6 separate regions of the Homo sapiens genome follow, and all the other regions are linked to region 1. The links are chromatin contacts, found by Hi-C or POLR2A ChIA-PET in ENCODE. All regions are on one chromosome and are shown on one strand. Each heading gives the region's core, a stretch centred on a gene start or an enhancer-like site at or near the end of the contact. The rest is flanking DNA. Distances are from core to core; before and after follow the strand shown.

What was found. Hi-C counts contacts between places; a loop is a spot of excess contacts on that map. ChIA-PET counts read pairs that join two places held with the same protein, here RNA polymerase II (POLR2A). Pooled maps may share reads with other maps.
Region 2: a loop to region 1 is called in a pooled map, with 5 times the contacts of the local background. The contact joins two enhancer-like sites. A Hi-C loop is called at or near these places in 2 of 37 single-sample maps with no recorded cell type and 3 of 50 pooled maps.
Region 3: a loop to region 1 is called in a pooled map, with 3 times the contacts of the local background. The contact joins two enhancer-like sites. A Hi-C loop is called at or near these places in 5 of 50 pooled maps. POLR2A ChIA-PET finds 5 or more read pairs at or near these places in 2 of 52 experiments (OCI-LY7 and activated CD4-positive, alpha-beta T cell).
Region 4: a loop to region 1 is called in a pooled map, with 3 times the contacts of the local background. The contact joins the promoter of PANK1-AS1 here to the enhancer-like site in region 1. A Hi-C loop is called at or near these places in 2 of 37 single-sample maps with no recorded cell type and 4 of 50 pooled maps. POLR2A ChIA-PET finds 5 or more read pairs at or near these places in 1 of 52 experiments (GM12878).
Region 5: a pooled map shows a loop between it and region 1 (4-fold over the local background). The contact joins two enhancer-like sites. A Hi-C loop is called at or near these places in 1 of 37 single-sample maps with no recorded cell type and 7 of 50 pooled maps. POLR2A ChIA-PET finds 5 or more read pairs at or near these places in 1 of 52 experiments (activated T-cell).
Region 6: a loop to region 1 is called in a pooled map, with 4 times the contacts of the local background. The contact joins two enhancer-like sites. A Hi-C loop is called at or near these places in 2 of 37 single-sample maps with no recorded cell type and 2 of 50 pooled maps.

The regions. Positions count from the first base shown.
Region 1 is chr10:88,900,441-88,902,953 of GRCh38, reverse strand. It overlaps STAMBPL1 (STAM binding protein like 1), which reads right to left. Exons shown (of 11, transcript NM_020799.4): 2 at 1,216-1,298. The coding sequence starts at 1,245. Among named protein-coding and RNA genes, the nearest start is that of STAMBPL1, 21 kb to the right of the region's middle. RefSeq lists enhancers at 769-868, 999-1,048. Within about 2 kb of position 1,258, at least 4 of the 41 ENCODE cell types and tissues checked have a DNase peak (open chromatin) inside an H3K27ac peak, as active enhancers do; they include GM12878 and OCI-LY7, where a contact is called at or near this core.
Region 2 is chr10:88,063,403-88,065,915 of GRCh38, reverse strand. No RefSeq gene overlaps it. Among named protein-coding and RNA genes, the nearest start is that of PTEN, 200 kb to the right of the region's middle. Within about 2 kb of position 1,260, at least 15 of the 41 ENCODE cell types and tissues checked have a DNase peak (open chromatin) inside an H3K27ac peak, as active enhancers do.
Region 3 is chr10:88,107,136-88,109,648 of GRCh38, reverse strand. No RefSeq gene overlaps it. Among named protein-coding and RNA genes, the nearest start is that of PTEN, 240 kb to the right of the region's middle. Within about 2 kb of position 1,253, at least 5 of the 41 ENCODE cell types and tissues checked have a DNase peak (open chromatin) inside an H3K27ac peak, as active enhancers do; they include OCI-LY7, where a contact is called at or near this core.
Region 4 is chr10:89,642,860-89,645,372 of GRCh38, reverse strand. It overlaps PANK1-AS1 (PANK1 antisense RNA 1), which reads right to left and starts at 1,259. Exons shown (of 5, transcript NR_184344.1): 1 at 1,174-1,259. It overlaps PANK1 (pantothenate kinase 1), which reads left to right and starts at 131. Exons shown (of 7, transcript NM_148977.3): 1 at 131-773. The coding sequence starts at 482. RefSeq lists silencers at 128-607, 1,308-1,357.
Region 5 is chr10:88,270,677-88,273,189 of GRCh38, reverse strand. The region is part of intron 1 of LOC101929727 (a long non-coding RNA gene); the gene reads right to left. It also overlaps a transcript of RNLS not described here. Among named protein-coding and RNA genes, the nearest start is that of RNLS, 310 kb to the left of the region's middle. RefSeq lists an enhancer at 1,540-1,589. Within about 2 kb of position 1,254, at least 7 of the 41 ENCODE cell types and tissues checked have a DNase peak (open chromatin) inside an H3K27ac peak, as active enhancers do.
Region 6 is chr10:88,384,418-88,386,930 of GRCh38, reverse strand. The region is part of intron 4 of RNLS (renalase, FAD dependent amine oxidase); the gene reads left to right. Among named protein-coding and RNA genes, the nearest start is that of RNLS, 200 kb to the left of the region's middle. Within about 2 kb of position 1,255, at least 26 of the 41 ENCODE cell types and tissues checked have a DNase peak (open chromatin) inside an H3K27ac peak, as active enhancers do.

The sequences.
Region 1 (2,513 bases), core at 9-2,508:
TTCTGCAATTGTCTACCTTTCCAAATATACTCTGAAGACAACTAATTTTTGTGAATGACTTTCTTGGTCAAGAAAAAACATTAGGGGCCGGGTGCGGTGGCTCACACCTGTAATCCCAGCAATCTGGGAGGCCGAGGTGGGCTGATCACGAGGTCAGGAGATGGAGACCATCTTGGCTAACACGGTGAAACCTGTCTCTACTAAAAATACAAAAAATTAGCTGGGCGTGGTGGCGGCAGCCTATACTCCCAACTACTCAGGAGGCTGAGGCAGGAGAATGGCATGAACCTGGGAGGTGGGGCTTGCAGTGAGCCGAGATTGTGCCATTGGCACTCCAGCCTGAGTGACAGAGCGAGACTCCGCCTCAAAAAAAAAAAGAAAAAACATTAGGTCACAACCTATTTCAGTACAAGAACCAGGCCCTCTCTTTCTTTATGTCCTGGTGCTAGTCTTTGTGCGTACAGGGTATTTAGTATACTGCAGCTCATGGGGCTACTCCTACAAGGTCACCATGAGTGGCTGGGGAGGGTCATCAAGAGGAGGAAAATGGGAATGACAGTTTCCATTTATCGTACCATCCTGGTAGGCTAGGACCATCAAAAATATTGTTTCCAATTGTCATTGAGCAAAAAGTACAAAATCAGGGCCATGGAGATTACATAATGTGTCTATATTCACACTCAGAGACTGATCTAGGACACAGAATAAGCCCATGTGATGTAGCTAGAGAAAGTGTGCACAGTGCTGGGCAGTGAGGGGAAAAGTGAGAAGAACAAGAGCTTCAAGTACAAAGACATTTACACGAGGATCCAAAGCAGTACCTAGGTGTTATGTATGTTTTTCTCAGTTAACGCCATACAAGGTGAGCCTCCAATTCTTATCCATAAAGTAGCTGAGGCACAAAGAGCTTTAAGTAGCTCCTCAGATATCAACTCTGAAATTCTTCTCTCCGGTGTTTTGCCAAAGGACTACACTCCTGGAATCTAGCTAGATAAACTAAAATTTTAGACTTTTGTGGAAAATAAAATTTATTTTTAAGTCTTACAAAGATAGCTTTATTAGTCACTTCCTCAAAGAAGACAACCACACAGATGGATGAAAAACTACAAGTGCTAAACTTCTTAAAGTAATTGTGACTCATTTCACATTTGTATGTTTCTGTTCTTCTTTTTGGGCTTTCCAACCAAATGTTAGATATCAGCTGGTGTGACCTACCAGAGAATTCACAGTAAAAGGCTGATCCATGTTGTCTTATCTGTGAAATGAGGATGTTCACTGTTTCTTCTCAATCACTTCATCTGTTTCAAAAACAAGAAGCAGAACTAAAGTTATTTTTTGAGACCCAAGTTTGAAATCCCAAACCCCAGGGTTATCTCTGCCTCAGACAAACAGGAACAAATTGAAATAACCTATATAACCTGAGTGTTTAGAGAGACTGTTGGAAATCTCTTCCTGAAAATACAAAACTGCAAGTGGTTATAGTTTCCTGAAGCTGATCTTTAAAAGTGAAGGTGTGAAAATAATTCACATTTGACTGACACCCAGTATGAATCTGCTGCGGGATACCTTACTTAGAACTCTATGCAAGGTTATAAAGTAGGTTTGCTTTCTTCAAAGGAATAAAGAAGATAATACTGATTAGAAGCATGGACTGTTAAACTTAGAGCCAGTCTGGATTTAAACTCAACCTTAGAACTATAACAGGCAGAATTCTAAGATAGCTCTGTGATTCCTGCCCCTTGATATCTGTAGGTTTGTGTAATCCTCTCCACTTGAGTGTGTTTAAGACCTGTAGTTGGCTTCTAACCAATAGAAGACAGCAAAGGTCATGGAATATTATTCCCATGAATATGTTGAATCACATGACAAAGATGAAGAGATATTGTAGATATAAGAATCCCCCTAATAATGTTAAGCTAATTAAAAGAAAAATTATCCTGAGTGGTCTGGATCTAATCAGGTAAGACCTTTAAAAGAAGTAGATTCTCTCCTGCTGGCCTTAAAGACTCAGCCACCACAAGTTCCAAAGCTGCAAGGAAATTAATTCTGCCAATGATCATACAAGCTTGGAAGATGACTGCAAGCCTCTGATGAGACTCTAGCCCATGTCAACAAGTCAATTGCTGCCTTGTGAGACCATGAGTAGAGGATCTAGATAAGCTGTGCCTAGACTCCTGAACCAAAAAGCAGCAAGATAATACATGTATATTTAAGCCTTTAATTTCATAAAAATTTGTAAAGCAGCAATAGAAAACAAATATGTTTAGCTGTGTGACTGCAGGGAAGTTATATAGCCTTTCTGTGCATCTACAAAATGGGAGAAACAGTGGTTCCTACATCATGTGGTTGTTCTAGGATCAAATGAGTTAGCACATAAAGTCTTTAGAGTATCAATAGCTCCTAGCATATAGTCAATATTTTATCAATGTTAGCTATTATTAGAATCTTTATTTTATAGTTGAGACAACTGAGGCTCAGAGAAGTCAAGTGAATGTACCCAAGTTTAAATATTA
Region 2 (2,513 bases), core at 11-2,510, 840 kb after region 1:
CGTCTGCGATAATCATTTCAGAAGTGGCTGCTGATACTGGTAGGTATGCAGTCAGCAATTGTGGTGGAAACGGGGAATGTCTGCTCAAAGAGACAGAATGTGCAATGACTCAAATGATTTCCAGCAATTGTCAATACTATTTGATGTTAGTCATTTATGCTACCTTTTTCTTATTTATAGATTCCTAGCTTTAAATTAACCTCCCTGATATATGGAAGTAATTTGGTCAGTAATAAGTTCCTTTGTTTTGGGTTTTTTGTTGTTTTTTTTTTTTAGGACTATGTGGCAGAGGAGACTCCTGACTTTCACTTCTCTAAATAACCAACAACTCCTCACTGTCCCTGTGTAAAGCTATCATGGCTGTGGGGAAGGAGAGACACTTCAAGGACAGCTCAGAGCAAAGTACCAGTTTAAAATCTTCTCACGAGAAGAGCAGCATCCTTCACTCATTTGTCCTTTCACTGAGGGTGCACTACATGTACTCACTGTGCTAGATATTGGGAATACAGGGCTGAGTGAGACATGGGCAGACTCCCTGAGAGGTAACACTCAGACTACATCTCAAAGGATAACTAGATATCCGCCAATCAAGATGGAGCAGCAGGCCAGGTATACAGGCTCAGCATCACTTTGGGCGTTGCTTTATCTTAAAAAGCTGCCTGAACCACTTAAAGGGACCCACTGCTGCCTTCAAAAGAGTACAGTGATATGCATCTTCCTGAGGTCTTTCTAAGCCACTTCTGGAGCTAGATATATGTTTCTCAGATGTCTCTGAAACAAGGTTTCCAGGCAACTACATCTGAGGCCATTGGTGCTGCAATATGACTGAAAGGAAAGAGGGTGTGTACTTCAACAGCCTTGCTGTAAGCAAGGTGGCTTCATCCCCTCCCCCCACCTGAAATTGAGAAACACAGAAGTGACCACAGTCCTAGGCCACTGTGTGCAAAAATGGGAAATGTCACTCATCAGGTCCTCTCCCACGTTTAACCAGAATCATCAGCCTATAGATTCGGGAACTGAGTGGCTTGACCATTTTGCACGTAAGCCATATGCAATTGGTCCAAAGGAGACCAGTGAGCAACAATTCAATTTAGAGTTCACTGAACTCTCTGGTTTGGGAAGGAAATTGCTAGTAATCAATTGCAGCAAGCATACAGGCTCAGGGCCAGGAAGAGAAAAATCACTTTAATGGGCAAAGCAGATGTTGCTAAATTCATTGCAAAAGTGAGATGGGCACAGAGCCAGGCCTTGCATGAGAGATGCTGATCTGTTCTCCTGAATGAACAAAACAGAGACATTTCAAAAAGGGGGGTTTCTATGAAAGAAGCCAGAGGTCTGTGTCCCTGTTAGAGTAAATAAAAGAAAATGCACCCAGGTGTTCAGGTCCCCCATACCACCACAGGACTTAAAGTTGTTAACATCTTACGAGGATTTTTAAACAAATCCAGAATACTAGCAAAAACTGCCTGGGGAGTCTTCATTCGGTTCTAAGGAGAGTATGTGGTAGAGTAGAGAGAACACGGGCTTTGGCATCAGATCTGTTTCTTCCATGAATTAGTTGCTTCCACCACCAAGAAGTTGTATGACTTGGGCAAAGTTCTTAACACCTCTCAGTCTCAGTTTCCTCCACTGTAAAATGGGCCTAATGTCATTTACCTTATTAGAGCAGTTGTGAGGACTAGTGATAATGTCTGTAAAGTATGGTAGAGAAATGCACTTAAGCAATAACATGTTTTCAGAACCATGAAAAGACTAGTGACACTAGGATGTGGGGAGAATTGGTTAATGACAGGGCAGGGTGGGGTGGGATGGGGAGAATTTCTGGCCCAATATTGACCAGCTTTGGCACGTGCTCTTGGTGAAGGATTACTTCACAGGTCACATGTTTCTTTGCATGCTTAGGCTGATAAAACATCTCTCAAGAATATAAGAGCTCAGCAAGTGTAGGAGCATAGCCCAAGAAAGGTCACTGTGTGTACTTAGAACATTTTCATGGAGTAGCTTCAAATGCAAGCCTCCTAAAAGAGAGTTGATTCTGATTCCCCAAATCTGAAATGTTCTTTACTTACCTAATTCCCACTCATCCTTCAAGGCCCAACCAGAGTCCCTCCTCTGAGAATCATCCCAAATTCCTCTGGAGCTCACCATCTCTACCTACTCACATATTGCCCAGTTTATATCAGCTGCCTTCAATCCTTCCTGGAACAAGACATTAATCCCATTCAGTAAAAACTTTAAATGCTACTTACTCAATTCTTTGGCCTGTCATAGTAAAGTGTCATACACTGATCATCACCTGAATCATGTGGTTCTACCCCAAATACTTAGCAACTTCCTAGAGTTTAGATATTGAACTTGCACTAATTAAAATCTCTAAATCAGAAGGCAGAGAGAGCTGAGGGCTCTGACACTTGACTAGTTGTGTGAGCTTGGGCCAAGTTTCATGGCCTTCTCAAGCCTTAGTTCTCTCATCTGTATACTGGAGATAATAATAGCACCTTCCTCCTAGGACT
Region 3 (2,513 bases), core at 4-2,503, 790 kb after region 1:
ACCTGCAATGTAAGAGGATTTCAGTTTCTCTACATCCTTGCCAACACATGATATTATCTGATGATGATGATGATCATGATGACAATTGCCATTCTAGTGAATGTGAAGTAGTATCTCATTGTGGTTTTCATTTGTATTTTTCTGATGGCTAATGATGTTGAGCATATTTTCATGTGCTTATTGGCCTGTTTTATATTTTGTTTGGATACATGTTTATTCAAATCCTTTGCCTATTTTTAACTGTATTTTTTTATTGTTGAATTGTAAAAGTTCTTTACATATTCTAGATTCTTATCAGACATATAATTTATAAATATTTTCTACCATTCTATGGGTTGTCTGTTTGCTTTCTTGATAGTGTCCCTGAAACACAAAAGTTGAATTTTTGATGACGTTCAGTTTATTCTTTGGTTGCTTGGGCTTCAGGTGCCATATCTAAGAAATCATTGGCCAAACTAAGGTCACAAAAATTATGTCTTTGAGGATGTTGCCTTCTAAGAGTTTTATAGTTTTAGCTATTACAGTTAGGTCTTTGACCAATTTTATGTTAACTTTTGTATTTAGTGAGAGTCAGAGGGTCCAGATGGATACTTTTGCATGTGGATATCCACTTATCTCACCACACTTGTGGAAAGATTATTCTTTCCCCATTGAATATCTTGGAAAGAAGAAACATTTTTAAGACAATCTTGACCAAACAGTCTGGCCCTGATTAAAAAAAATAATAATAAAACAGCCACCACAGTCTGAGGTATGACAGTCAAGACTGCAGAGATTGGCTGGAATATTTTGTTCCTACCTACGATGTGAAAATTCCATGAGAAGCATCTCAGCCCACCTCTCCTATATATATATTAGTAGGTTTTAACCTTGTTTAGAGTAACTTATCCAATGAGATTGTGGGCTTTTTAATATACATAGTAATATTCTGCTTAAAATGTTAAAAAGTTCACAGACACCCTCAAACAAAAATCCTATCCACAGATCTTTGGTTAAGAATCCCTGCTCTACTCTCCTTCCCACAGAGTTCTACCATTGCCAAGGCTGAAGCGACACCCCTCAGTGCAGCTGACTCACTTTGTGTTCTATTTATTTGTTTGTGTGTAGCCCTGATCTCTCCTTTAAGCTCCACAGTGCCACCTAACTCCTAGATATGTGTACCTTGTGCCCAGGCATCTCCAGCTCAACACATTCAGCTCATCATCTTCCCTCCCCCCACCCAGCTCATACCCCCACTTCCCTTTTTCTGGTCACAGTGCTGTTCTTCCCATCACGCAGGCTCAAATCTCAAAGTCATCTTCACTTCTTCTTCCTCTCACCACCCCTCCCCCAACAGCTAATTCAGTCTCCAGGTTTATATAGTTGTTCCTTTAGCCTAACCACCTGTCAGTACCCTGCCTAGTCCAAGCTCCTATTCTGAGGCCTGGGCTGATGCAACAGATGTCTCTGGCCTTGCTCATTTCTTGCCTTTGGGTTCTATACTTTCTAATTTATTTGAGTGCCAGACTTAACAGGTGAAAGGATAGTTCTGAGCATTTCCCTCTCTGGCTCAGAAAATCTTAATGGCTTGTCGTGGTCCTCTAAATGCAGTGCAAACCCAACTGGTCAGAAGTCCAAGAGCTTCCATTCTCTGACTGCAGCCAACCACCTGGCTTCATCTCCCGACTCTCCCCAGACTCCATGTCCCAGCCAGTAGTGGCACCAGTGACATTATTTGCACCATCATGCCACTTACCTTCACTCACTGCCCTGCCACCATTCTTGGCAAGCTAACCCTGCTGTGCCTTCAAGCCCAGCCCACTGTGATTGCCTCTATGAGGACTTTCCTGATTGCTGCAGGAGGACTCACTCATCTCTCATAGTAATTTACTTATTTTTATGTGACTTTTGCCATTATTGTGCATCTGACACCTCTCTTAGCACACAGCAAAATGCCTTGAGCAAAATGCTTCCTTAATGAATATTGGTCACATTCAGCAGTGATTCTCATAAGGGAATGTGAATCAGAATCACTTGGGGAACTTTTCAAAATACCCCACTTTGGGACCCAGACCTCAATATTTGAAAAGTTTCCACTGATGATTCTGATGTGCATCACTAATTTGACTACTTGTCAAATTAACAAATGATGGTAAAAAATATACTGAACATCTACTATGGGCCAGGCACTGCATATGCATTATCTCATTTAATCCTCACAGAAACTCTGGGGTGGGGTGGGGGAGGTGGTATTATTATTTGTCCATTCTTCAGATGACGAAACTTGCGCTTAAAGAAACTAAATGCTTTGCCTTAGGTGGGTCATGTATAAATAAATGAAGTAAGTGAAATGAAGGTCTCTAAAGGTCACTTACAATCTATTTGAGAAATTTAACAGTAATTTCCCAAGAAAATCTATGTTCAGATTTAATAATTTTGAGCTGGTTTCTCATTTTCTTAGCTTTGTGACCTTAGACAAATTACTTGCCCTATCTGAGCATGTTTCCTCTTCTGCGGAATGAGCATTATACCTA
Region 4 (2,513 bases), core at 10-2,509, 740 kb before region 1:
GTTTTCACATCGCCATACAAAGCCCAACCCGCCCATCTCCTCTCTGCAAGCCCAGAGAACTTGATTCCCCATGTTGAAACTCGTCGGTGGCGGTGGCGGGCAGGACTGGGCATGCTCAGTGGCGGGGACCAGTCTGGGAGGCGAGGAAGCCGCGTTTGAAGTCGCGCGGCCTGGGGATCAGGGGAAGGCGGGCGGCGGGAGCCCCGGCTGGGGGTGCGCGGGGATCCCCGATTCCGCGCCCGGGGCTGGCGTGCTCCAGGCCGGCGCCGTGGGGCCGGCGCGCGGGGGGCAGGGCGCAGAGGAGGTGGGGGAGTCGGCAGGAGGAGGGGAGGAGCGCCGGGTTCGCCATCCCCAGGCGCCGGCTCTGCGGCTGCTGAATCGGAAGCCGCAGGGAGGATCCGGGGAAATAAAGACGCCGGAGAATGACCTCCAGCGAGGCCGCCTGAGCCGGGGCCCGCGCACAGCCCCGCCAGCCCCCGGCATGGGCGACCGCAGCGGGCAGCAGGAGCGCTCGGTCCCGCACTCTCCAGGGGCCCCCGTGGGCACCAGCGCCGCCGCTGTGAACGGGCTGCTGCACAACGGCTTCCATCCGCCGCCAGTCCAGCCGCCGCACGTCTGCAGCCGGGGTCCAGTGGGCGGCAGCGACGCGGCGCCCCAGCGCCTCCCGCTCCTGCCGGAGCTGCAGCCGCAGCCACTGCTCCCTCAGCATGACTCCCCGGCCAAGAAATGCCGGCTGCGGAGGAGGATGGACTCGGGGAGAAAGAACAGGCCGCGTAAGTCCCGCTGGGAGGGGAGCGCGGGCGCAAGGCAGACGCAGCGTGCGGGGCCCGGGACTGGGAGCGGCTGAGGCAGGCGCCGCAGCACGCCCCGTGCGCCCCCGCGTCTGCGGTCGAGGGACTGCACAGAGTAGGTTCCCGGGACTGATTCTTTTCCTAGGGGACATCAAGCACTACAGGTCTTTGCCTGAGCCTGCCCTTTGCTCGCTTCTATCAGTAGAACGAGGATTGGACACGAAGCTTGAGCGGGTCCCTAGGTCAAGGATATATAATAAGCGAACGCTCTGTCCGCCCTTCTAATTGGTGGCTGGGAAAACGCAGGTGTGTGAACATTTGCTGGGGTCCAGGAGTGAGGATAAAGTGGGCGGCACACCGAGGGTGCTCTCTCCTTTCTCACCCCTCTCGCTTCTCTGAGCGCGTCCTACTGGGGTTGCCTGCCCTTTGAATCACAGAGTAGCCAGCAGCGTCTCGGGTCTATTGGAGAGCGCAAGTCTGGAGGCGTGGAGTTTAACTACCCCCCAAAATCACAGCCTATTAGAAGCTGTTTCTTCACGGCCAATGAGAGGGTTTTTTGGGAGGGACACACCCACTGATACCATGTGGGCCGGAACTATGTGGACCAATGAGGATTGGAGGTGGATTTTTTTTTTCAACGAAGGGGGAGGTTGAGTTGAGGGTTTGTAATTGTAATGTACACCGGAGAAAGCCGAAGTGCATTATTTCACAATCTAAAGCTTGTATATATAATGGTAGTTTGTAAAGTGTACCTTCCCCACAGGACGCTGTGGGATGTAAATTTGTAGGTCGAGTTTACAGCTGGTTTTTCTTGACTGAAGCTCATTCAACTGGTTACTTCTTTGTGGGTGTCTTTAATGAAGCTTATAAATGGCAAAAAGCAAAGTAAGTACAGTAAATGCTAATAAATGACTGCATTTGCATAGAGGTTATGCTGTTCGATATAGGGAAATTGTTAAGTAGGTTTTGGATTTCTGTGAAAGTTTAATGTTTGGCAAATAACACCTTCACTTTTCCCTGTTTCTATGTCTTTTTGACTCTTAGCTTTTCTGTATTGGATTAAGGTTTCTAAGACCTTGGAAAGCCCTTTGACATGACTGTGGGTGACTCTGGTACTTGTATTTTGTGGGTTTGAAATGTTAAATTTGTAGGTTAAGATTTTGTGTGGAACTTTAAAGCCAAACAGCAGATTTGGCTACAGTTGTAAGGTGTAAGGTTGTAATCTAGCACCTGAATTTTTATTTGCTTTTGTTTTTGATACTTGTTAGAAAATGACTTTCATTAGTATTAATATTTTAAAAGTCAGGACTTAATATTGATTACCTGTGATTTATAAACCTGTTTCACTTATTTTGAAGCTATACTTCAGTTATTTCTCTTATCTACATTGACAGATTGTACTAGAGTTTGCAATGAAAATAGCTAAAATATAATGAAAGGGAGCTTCTAGCTTAATCTTCTATGTTTAATTGAGGATATAACACCTCTTGAAATAACTTCTGAGGAATTGAAAATACACCCTCTAGGAATATCTTGAAGACAGAGAAAAACTAACCTGAGCCTTAACTTGTGCTTGCAAACCCACAGAAATTATTTTAAAATACAAGAAAATGTAACTATCTGCCTGTGTGCTTTGTATCAGAAATTAAAGTGGTTTATGTTTCTTACAGAATAAAAATCCTAGTTGTTTTAAGTTTCATGACCACGATTGTTACTTATAAT
Region 5 (2,513 bases), core at 5-2,504, 630 kb after region 1:
ATTGAAGCTAATATCAGTAAGAAATTTCCAATAAGCAGAGCTTTTCAATGTGGAGCAGACCTCTGGGAGTTTCTTTCTGCCAGCCCAAAATGTTTCCAGCAGAGGCTGGGTGACCACCATCCACAGTGATCCACAGTGGGGAGAGGTCACAAGAACAGTGCATCCCAACCCTGGCTGGGCCACAGCATCACCCGAGGGAGGATAGAATGCAGATTCCTGGGCCATGAACCCTATCTACCTGGATTGAAACTCCAGGGCTGGGGTCTAGGGATATGTATTTGCCTTAAACTTCCCCAAGGAATTCTAAAGCAGCGAGACAAAGTTTCTACACCTGAGAATCCCTAGATTAGAGACTTTCAAGGCAGCTTCCAACTTGGAGATTCAAAGCAATTTTGCAATTCAAAGGTCTAGAGACTATTTGAGTATCTATCTTAAAAAAACGAAGACAACAGTATAGATGCAAAGGGAGGCACGGCTGGGGTTGAAGGATGGAATCATTTGAAGATCAATACTTTTTCATTCATTTATTTATTCAACCACCAATGACCAAGAGCCTGTGCTGTACCAAGTTCTTCATGTAAAGCACTTGGGATATGTTAGGGATCAAAACCGTTTCCTGCCCTCATAATGGTCACATTTAGGTCAGGTTAACATAAAACGTAGATTCTTGGGCCCAGGAATGACTGAATTAGAATCCCTGGAGAGGGACCCAAGAATCCATATTCTATAAATGTTCCCAAGGTGCTGCCTGTATACACTAATGCAATGTTGTTTTTCAAAATATGGGCTTTGACTCATAAGTGGTTTGTTATAGTAATTTAGTGAGTCAAGAAGCTTTTTTAAAAAATTAAAATAACAGAAAAAAGAACAGGAAAAGGAAAGGAAAATTAGAATGCTGACACATGGAAACAGTAACTTGTTTCATAAAGCTTCTGTTTCTGTGCCCTGGGCCACAATGTAAACTGGGTTTCAGATGGAAAACCATTGCTAGAAAATATGATATATAAAATACATCACTGCTCTAGTCCTCTCTAACCCCTGCACGCAACAGTTCTGTTTTAGTCCAAATCTGGAGGTGAGATGCTGGGGCACACTGACCACCTTGAGGAGGGACAGGCTGTTCTGGGAATTTGACTCACTGGGAATATCCCTGCTATAATGCCACTTCCTTTTTCTTTTGGATTGAGCCTAGGGCTGCACTCTTGCACAGATGGTAAAGTCTCCAGCACATGTTGCATCATTTTCTCTGGTAGACATGACAGAGCACTGCACACTATCTGTCCTGGCCTTCGTGGCAGAGTTAGAGCCGCATACAGAAACGAACTCCTGGGACCCATTGCTTCCATTTGCTAGGCTGCTTTTTAGGGGAACAAGAGAGCAGGTCTTATACAACCAATTTTCCAGGCCAAGTCCTGGGTATTTGATTTGGGCCCTTCATATCAGGTCAAAACCATATGCAACCCATACTTGGCAACCAAGATGAAAGATACCAATTGTTTTAAATAAAAATGAAACCGGACGGGGTGAACAAACCCACATAAGACAAGCTGAAAAGTCCTCCCAGGCTCTCTGAGAACCCAAGAGCCTGCTGTGCTGAGCAGACCAGGGATGTTCCTGTGGTTTACTTGTTTGCTGTCACGGAAGTTTTGCTGTCACTAAGAAGAAAAATCCAAAGGCTAATTCAGCATAAATGGTCCCCTTGGCTGCACTGAGGGCAGTCACAGGTGAGTCATAAACAGTGTTGAAAAGTAGAGATCCACCCTAGAGGCCTGAGACATGCTGCTTTTATCTCCAGCTCAGAGCAAGAAAAATGTCTCAGAAGGAACTGAAAATGGAATTACTCAAACTGAAAACTGCTGTCCTCACCAGGAGGATTCCTTTCCTGACCCAAGTCTGGGAAGTGCCACTGGTAAACCCCCAGAAATGAATTTGCTCATCAGTGAAGGACAGAGCTAGATATTCTCAGATGTACCCAGTGACATTTTCGCAGCATTAGAAGCCAAGCCTCCTTCACCTCAAACCAAATCACTGAAATGCTTGATTCTGTGCAGCTGTGGTAGAAATGCCCTGTATCAAAGGCAGGCTCCAGTACCACAAGCCAAAGATAAATAACAGAGGAAATGATCAAGACCATGACCTCTTGATGACCCCCTGGAGCTAAATCTTTGCTAGACCTCAGAATATCAAACAGGCCACCAGCCCGCCAAGAGCAGTTCATGAACAGTGTGGAAGCCACCTCAGCCTGCGAGAGCCTGGCTCTCTAGAAACTTGAGACATCCCAAAGGAATTTCTTGTTTTATCCTCCCAAACAGGGGTTTGTTAATTCTTTCTTCAAGTGAAGAAACCCTTTCCAAATAAACGTACCCAGAAAAGGTATTTTCCATTTACTTGGAAGTTGGGGTTGTATGTATCTCTTGTCCGGTGGTGAACTATTAGTATTTTGAAAAGTGTGTTCTCCCACCAACTAGCAAAAAAAATGAAACAGAAATACAAGGGCCTTCTCCTACTGGAGA
Region 6 (2,513 bases), core at 6-2,505, 520 kb after region 1:
TGGAACCTCACTGGGCTTTACAAAAATGCATTCAAAATATTTTAAAGTACTTCCACTTTATAACTGATGACAGAAGATGATAAATACATTGTGGTTATTTTGCTCCTGTTTTTTGAACTTTCAGTGCTGGGATTATTGGAGACAACTACCCTGAGATAGCAGTGATTTGGGAACTAATACCTAATGGCTAAGTGGGTGTCCTCAGCCCTCACATCCTGCTTATCTATGGAAACTAAGTAACATGGGAATGATAGCTAGAAATCCACCCTTTTCAGAGGACCCAAGAGTCCATCTTTAAATGCTGTATGGCTGGGTATGCTGTGAGGATTCTCTTAACACAGAACAGCTCTGCCTTCCAAAACCCTAAAGACGTTTGATAAGGAAAAATAGCTAACAAGTTATGCCTTTCTCATAACCTTTGAAACCTACTTAAAAACTGAAACAGTACAAGAATTTGCAGTTTAAAATGACCAGAGAAGTGGCAGAAAGCCAGAATTCTGTCAGAGACGGCTTAGAAAAGCTTAATGATTAACAAATGGGTCACTGCCTTCAGGCTCTGACCTTTAGAACTAACCAATTTTAGCCTTTTGGTTATGTTCCTTCAACTCGTTTTATATCAAGGAAAAAAAAATACTCTCTAATGGCACAGTACCACCCATCCAAAAAAAGGATTCTTAGCAGTCCAGTATTTGGTCAGTAGCTTTTCTGATAACATGGAGTTGGTCCTAAGCACAGTATTAACAACTGTTAAATTATATTTTTTGTTAGAGTTTAAGGAAGGCCCTAAGCACGACTGCATATCCTGCAGGTGAAATGTACGAAATTTCGGTTAACATGGTAACGGCTCTAAAAATACCTAGGCTACAGTTTAACCACAGAGTTTCCTCCTTAACGTAAAAAAGCCACCATCACGAGCTGTTAGAAAGTGCAACAAAAGCAATCTCTGTCGGACTTTGTGCAAGCAGGCTATTAAATCAGGCCTGGCAGTGACAATCTGCAGCCACTCTGCATCAAAGTAATAATTAAAGTTTTGCAAGCCCAAACAGCAATGCACAAACCACCTAAGAAATATGTTACATTGATAAGTCCTTTTTTTCTGCCTGTAACTTCTCTTCTCCCCTACCCCCAACCACCAGGTGGACTAAGCAGGGCGTGGCAGGGGCACCGTGACAAAGAGTCACCACACCATAACCACAGGGCCCCACCCGAAGGAAAACCTAGGGCAGGCTGCCACGGTTTTCCCAGCAACCTCTGCACCAGGATCCCATAGAGTATGCACAGGAGGCTAAATCACTCACCTGGGGTTTCCCATCTGGGCTCTTTGCTTGGCAGAGACAGAGAGGGTGGGGTCAACCTTTTCCTTGATGCTTTTGCAGTTAGCAAGTTGGAAACACATTTGACTCTTTTGAATTCTGTGCCTTGGCTATTCAGGAGTCTGTCATGTCTGGGCTTACTAAATTCTACCATGTCTAGGCTGCCGGGTTTAATAAATAGAAATACCTGACATCCAGTTAAATTGGAATTTTGAATAAACAGTGAAGAATTTAGTGAGTGTAAGTATATCCCATGCAATGCTTGGGATACTTACACTACATACTTATATACTTATACTACAAATAATTTCATAGTTTACCTGAAATTCAAATTTGACTGGATGTACTTTCAGAGTCTTTTTATCCACCAACACCCAATTAACAAATTGGTTTTTATTTGTTTGGGCTTTTTAACTTCATTTTGCTTTTATTTAGTTTTGCTTTGCCTTGCAAGCCTTGGGTCAGTGTAGAAAGGCTAATCCAAGGAAATGAGCTAGCATTTGCTGAGCTCATTCTTAAATCAGGCTTCATCTTAGGTACTTTTGATGCATGGTCTTTTAAAATCCTCACATCATCCTCTATAATAGCCTACTTAAAATCCACATTTTATAGAGGAGGGTACCTCAGCTCAGAAAGGTTAAGTGATTTGACCAAGGTCACACAGCTAACAAGGAGGCAAAGCTAGGTGTAAGCCTAAGTGAGTATGACCCCAACTGGCTTTCTCAACTACTTAGTACATCTGCAATAGTCACATTTAAATGTAATAGTTAATTTTTGCCTGTTTATCAGACATTAGGTTCTTTTCCTTAACAAACGTCAACTCAATAGCATAGATTTCATAAGCGAAAAGCTCAAATTGACAGCTGAATTGGGAACTGTTCTCCATCAACTCCTGGTACATAATAAACTATTTTATTAATCTCTTTACTAAAAATGAACTTCCAGGCCATTTCTGACTACTCCACACTAGAGCTATAGTTGTTCTAAGTGCTTTCTATATAGTAATTAATCTAATATTGAAATCAACCCTATGATATAGTCAGTACTATAATTTTCAATTTATAGTGTAGAGAAATTGAAGTTCACAGCCTTTCCCAAGGTCATACACTGGTAAGGGAATTAAGCATGATTTAATCTCATCTTCCTGGCTGCAAAGCCTAGGTTGTGTGGCTTTGAGGAATTACTTAGCCTCTCTGAGCC